2 separate regions of the Homo sapiens genome follow, and region 2 is linked to region 1. A link is a contact called in ENCODE Hi-C data. All regions are on one chromosome and are shown on one strand. Each heading gives the region's core, a stretch centred on a gene start or an enhancer-like site at or near the end of the contact. The rest is flanking DNA. Distances are from core to core; before and after follow the strand shown. Region 1 holds the start of RABGGTB (Rab geranylgeranyltransferase subunit beta). Region 2 overlaps NEXN (nexilin F-actin binding protein).

What was found. Hi-C counts contacts between places; a loop is a spot of excess contacts on that map. Pooled maps may share reads with other maps.
Region 2: a loop to region 1 is called in a pooled map, with 3 times the contacts of the local background. The contact joins the enhancer-like site here to the promoter of RABGGTB in region 1. A Hi-C loop is called at or near these places in 2 of 50 pooled maps.

What each region holds. Positions count from the first base shown.
Region 1 is chr1:75,784,843-75,787,707 of GRCh38, forward strand. RABGGTB (Rab geranylgeranyltransferase subunit beta) reads left to right here and starts at 1,414. Exons shown (of 9, transcript NM_004582.4): 1 at 1,414-1,432; 2 at 2,655-2,762. The coding sequence starts at 1,430. SNORD45C (small nucleolar RNA, C/D box 45C) reads left to right here and starts at 2,230; the gene lies at 2,230-2,307. RefSeq lists enhancers at 1-215, 1,156-1,385 and a silencer at 1,446-1,505.
Region 2 is chr1:77,925,443-77,928,269 of GRCh38, forward strand. NEXN (nexilin F-actin binding protein) reads left to right here. Exons shown (of 13, transcript NM_144573.4): 7 at 972-1,169; 8 at 1,274-1,450. Among named protein-coding and RNA genes, the nearest start is that of NEXN-AS1, 37 kb to the left of the region's middle. Within about 2 kb of position 1,314, at least 3 of the 41 ENCODE cell types and tissues checked have a DNase peak (open chromatin) inside an H3K27ac peak, as active enhancers do.

The DNA.
Region 1 (2,865 bases), core at 164-2,663:
GTAGCTGAAACCACAGGCTTGGGCAACCACGTCTGGCTCATATTTTTATTATTTGTAGAGACGGGGGTCTTGCAACATTGCCCAGGCTGGTCTGGATCTCCTGGAACCGCCTTTGCAAAATTATAACTGAGGAAATTATGGCAGTGAAAGAAATCAGACCTAACGGATTCCATCTTGCTTCTAACTTTTGTTTTTGAGACTAGTCTCGCTCTGTCGCCCAGGGTGGAGTGCAGTGGCGTGATCTCTGCTCACTGCAAGCTCCGCCTCCCGGGTTTAAGCCATTCTCCTGCCTCAACCTCAGGAGTAGATGGGACTACAGGCGCCCACCCCCACGCCCGGCTAATTTTTTGTATTTGTAGTAGAGACGGGGTTTTAGCCAGGATGGTCTCGATCCCCTGACCTCGTGATCCGCCCGCCTTGGCCTCCCAAAGTGCTGGGATTACAGGCGTGAGCCACCGGCCGCTTCTAACTTTTAAGCTGTCCTTCTTCATTCCTGAGCCTAGGCTGAACCAATTTAGGGAGGAATTCAGTTTATGGTTTGACTCTGAAACAAAATTGATAATATCCCTTTCCCAAAAAGACCGCTTTTTTGCCTGGGGACCAGTCTGCCTTTGCAGAACCAACAGATTAGCTACAAGATTAGAAATTACAGTTTAGAGGTCATGCAGCCTCTGGCTCCAAGTTTCTGAACCTCCCCAAATTGCTCCTGGGGATAACATCACTATTGTAAAACCTAAGATAAGTTCTTGAGATATTTTGCAGACCCTGCTCTCCATGGATCAGTTGAAACCACCCAGATTGGTAATTTGGCTCAACCAGTTCTGCCATCCTACCCAGGAACAGAAAACAGCAAGAAAAACTCACGTCTACCCACTATGAGTCCATCTCCAACCTGACCCATCAGCACTCCCTACTTCCCAAGCCCCTAATCGCCGAATTATCTTTAAAAACTCTGAATACTGCTTGGGGAGACTCCATTGCAAGTCCCCTGTCTTGATAAATGGGCTATCGGTCAGCAGCAGGCAAAGTGAACCACAATATTGGGTGGTTACACTCCTAGGATCAAGCAATCCTGCTGTCCGGCTTCCCAAAGTGCTGGGATTACAGGCGTAAGCCACCGCGTCCAGCTAGAACAAATGATTTCTTAAAAGCAACTCAGATATTTAAATATTATTTAAAACTGTTTCTAGACAAATCGGAGTGACTATGGGACAAGCATATGGTCGCAGGACTTTGGACGCAGGCAGTGAGGACACCTATGAGCGATCAGTGGGGTCCTACGGCAGCCGTGGAACTGCTCTGCCTTGCAGGCGAAAGTGTGGTCAGCTATATCGGAGCGCGATGGGGGCCTGAGAGGCGCATCTGCGCAGGCGCCCGGCTCCTAAGTCTACCCAGGAACTGACCCTGCTCTCTCCTTTCCCTGTTAGACATGGTAAGTGTGAGTTTAGCGCTGCTGTCCGGATGGGTTGGTAGCAGACAGGGTGGAGTAGGGTTAAGCACACTGGTCACCTTAGGATTGGTTTCCTGGTGCTGGAGAATGGTTAGGACACAGGCCTTGGAAGGTTTTTTGAGTGTGAAATATTACTCAGCGTTTTCTGCAGACCTCGCGGGCAATGCCGCTTCTAATTTTATCCAGGCCTTCTTCTGTAGGGAGGGCCTGTTAAGAGTTGAGCAGCCCGATTTCTGAACCCCTCTAAAAAGCTGTGGCTGATTGGTGGCTTTTTTTTTTCTTGGAGAGGGGGTGTCAAAGATTTCTTTAAAATCGTTAGTGATGTGGTCTCGCTTTAAGATTTTTAATGGGATCAGAAGAAAATTCGGTACTTAATCACTTCCGGTAATCTTCATGACCTGTTATAGTGACTGCAGTGTACTCTCAATGAGGAAGATATAGATACGAAAAGAACTAGAGCCGCATCACATGGGGACTTCTGCAAATACAGAGACTCGGATTAAAGGTGGAGAAGATGGAGCTAAAGGAACTGCTTATTTAATACATTTGAACAACTTTTGGGGTACTTAGAAGGTGCTTTGAAACCTGCATTTGATTAAGCAAGAATTCGCTTGCAAGTTAAGGGTTAGATTTTTTTATTTTTTAAAAATATGCTTTCTGCCACATGTAAACCGTAAGTTGTCCTGAAATGATAAGCTTTGATATTCTATGGTGTTTATTTTTTACTTATCTTTTTGAATGAAAAGTGAACAACAAGAAATGCTGGTGGTAATTTTTTGGGTCAATGATGAGTTGGCATGTATTCTGAATCTAAAGTTGATTATTACTACTTTAGCTCTAGAATTACTCTGAGACCTGAAAATTACCTGAATCGTGACTAAGACGAAGCCTGAATGATTTAAGTTCTTTTTTGTTGGATACAATTTGTTGTTGTTGTTGTTGTTTTGGTTTTGTTTTTGAGTCGGTCTCCGGTCGCCCAGGATGGAGTGCAGTGACACAACCTCAGTTCACTGCAGCCTTAATTTCCCTGGCTCAAGCGATCTTCTACCTCAGCCTCCCTAGTTAGTTACAATTTTTAAATGGAACGTTTTCCTATTACAAGATGAAATCAAGTGAAAATTGAGATGTATGTTGAATCTATGCTGTGGGGCAGAAGAACGTTGTAGAGGTAAACATTGATGAGATTACCACTTTATTTTGAAAGGGCACTCCACAGAAGGATGTTATTATCAAGTCAGATGCACCGGACACTTTGTTATTGGAGAAACATGCAGATTATATCGCATCCTATGGCTCAAAGAAAGATGATTATGTATGTATAATTTTTTTATGTTGGAAAGTTTATTTTAAAGAAGTGTGACAGTCATAAGCAGTGAGACAGTATTTATGTCTTAAAATGGCATCCAACTCCATGC
Region 2 (2,827 bases), core at 64-2,563, 2.1 Mb after region 1:
AGTCAGGTTAGAAAGACAAGCCTTATTAGTCTCAGTTTGAGATACTCTGCCAAGACAACGTATTTTTTGAACTGTTACTAACAGCTGAGATTGTTGAACGCTAACATTTATAAAAAGGCAATTTTATTTTCATCATTTGTCTTCTTTCCTCAGAGTTCCTGAGAGTTTATGTTTTGGTTTTTATATAATAGTACAGAGTGCAGTATCTGTTACCAAGAAGAAATGTTCAACAACCACAAAAATTTTAGTCATCCCTTTTATCTAACAGAATAAGTTAAAAATCTTTCAATTTGATGGTGTGCCCAAAACTACAGCCCATAAATTGGGAGCAATTTTATCTCAGGGCCATGTGTTTCATTTCACCACTCTTCTTAGTTTTTAAAAAAGTCAGAGGCAACAACAGATTATATAATTAAAATGAATTAAATAATAATTTTAAAATATTTTAATACAATCAAATACCAGAGAGTTTATCTATAATATATATAAATGTTTAATAAATCACTTGGAAATACTGTGTTTTTTTCTCACTAAATACTGGTTTCATTAAGTATTTAAAAGCTTGCATAGAGAGAAAAATCATATGAGGAAACTTTTTTTTGTTTAAACTGAATCTATCCACCATCAAATTGATTTAGAGTATATTCACATGCACATTTTGTGGATTAGTGCACAAATAGCTTAATTCAGGCAATGTCACTGCAGTTTCGTTATCCAAACAGCTGTATTAACTCCATCTTCTAGGAAATAGAATGCTTCTTGAACCTCGTCAGCAATGGATTTCAGCAAGATTAACTCATAATGCACAAAGAATTTAGAGTAGGAGATATTTAATAATAATCTGTAAAAAAATGTTCTTCATAATAACATTGATGACAGTGTAATGAAATTCACCTATGATGGAGGTAAAGTCCCATGAAACCCAATTTTGATTAAGAAGAAATAGGCTAATTATCTATTTTATAAAATAGGAAGGAGATGATTCACTACTTATAACTGTGGTACCTGTCAAATCATATAAAACATCTGGAAAAATGAAAAAGAATTTTGAGGATCTAGAAAAAGAACGTGAAGAGAAAGAAAGGATCAAGTACGAGGAAGATAAAAGAATAAGATATGAAGAACAACGACCATCTCTCAAGGAAGCAAAGTGTCTTTCATTAGTTATGGTAAATTTTTGTTTGTTTGTTTTCTAAGAAACAAATCAAGGCAGTTTAAGTTAGCAGCATTTTCCTTTATGACTAAAAGGTGGGTTTTCATAACGTTTTCTTAGGATGATGAAATAGAAAGTGAAGCAAAAAAAGAATCACTTTCTCCCGGAAAATTGAAACTAACTTTTGAAGAACTGGAGCGACAAAGACAAGAAAACCGAAAGAAGCAAGCTGAAGAGGAAGCAAGAAAACGTTTAGAAGAAGAGAAGCGTGCTTTTGAAGAAGCAAGGCGGCAAATGGTAAATCTACATATTTAAACCTTACAATTAATATTAATGAAGTTAGCCGACTTAAGATAAGGTTTACTACTACAAATTCAAAGAGATTTTACATATAGAAGGGCTGATTTTCTAATTGTATTCATATTTCATATATAAAATACATCTAGGCTAGGCACGGTGGCTCATGCTGTAATCCCAGCACTTTGGGAGGCCAAGGTGGGTAGATCACCTGAGGTCAGGAGTTTGAAACCAGCCTGGCCAACACTGTGAAATCCCTGTAATCCCAGCTGCTTGGGAGGCTAAGGCACGAGAATCACTTGAACTTAGGCGATGGAGGTTGCAGTGAGCTGAGATCACGCCATTGCACTCCAGCCTGGGTAACAGAATGAGACTGTCTCAAAAAAAAAAATCCATACTGTTTTCCAGTTTTCACTCTGGGGCATTTTACCCAATATGCTTTAAATTTTTATTTTTATACATTGTTATTAATGTATAAATATGCAAAATAATTACTCAATGAACCTGGTTTCCTTCATCTGTTAGTTCAATCTGCAAAGTACTTAATGACATGGGTGCGGGACTGATTATAAGTGTAAACTTGTCCTCAGCAGTCCAGTTTTTCAACTGTTTGAACATATCAAAATAACAGTTTACGGTGGAATATGCAGTTTGTCCTATTAAGTGTATGTGTGTGCATATTTGTGTGCATGCCTCTGTGTGTGTGTGTCTGTGTGTGTGTGTGTGTGTGTGTGTGTGTGTAGTGTGGTTAAGAGCATGGATTGTGGGGCCAGATTGTCTAGATTCAGATATCAGCCATTTACTAACTGTGTAACCATGGACAACTGTTTTAATCTCTCGCTGTGTTAATTAATTAAATCTCTCTTAGTTTCTTCATTTTTAAAATGGTAAAAATGAAAGCGCCTACTTCTTTTTTTTTTTAACTTCCACAATGACTTGGATTTTTTTTCAATGCCTATTTCTTAAATGGTTAAACAAGTTAATATCTAGGAAGCACTTAAAATGGTGTTTGTTACATATACTAAGTTCTTTGAAAATGTTAATTATTACTATGGTATTAATAGATTTATCAACAGAAAGTAAAACTGAAATAAGAAAACACTGATTCCAAACCTCGTTTTAAGATTTAAAAATGCGCCAGGCATGGTGGCCATGCCTGTAATCTCAGCACTTTGGAAGGCTGAGGCAGGCAGATCCCTTGAGCCCAGGAGTTTGAGACCAGCCTGAGCAACATGTGGAAACCATGTCTCTACAAAAACAAATACAAAAATTAGCCAGGTGTGGTGGCACAGACCTGTAGTCCAAGCTCCCCGGGTGCTGAGGCGAGAGGATTGCTTGAGCCCGGGAAATCAAGGCTACGGCGAACTATGAATGAGC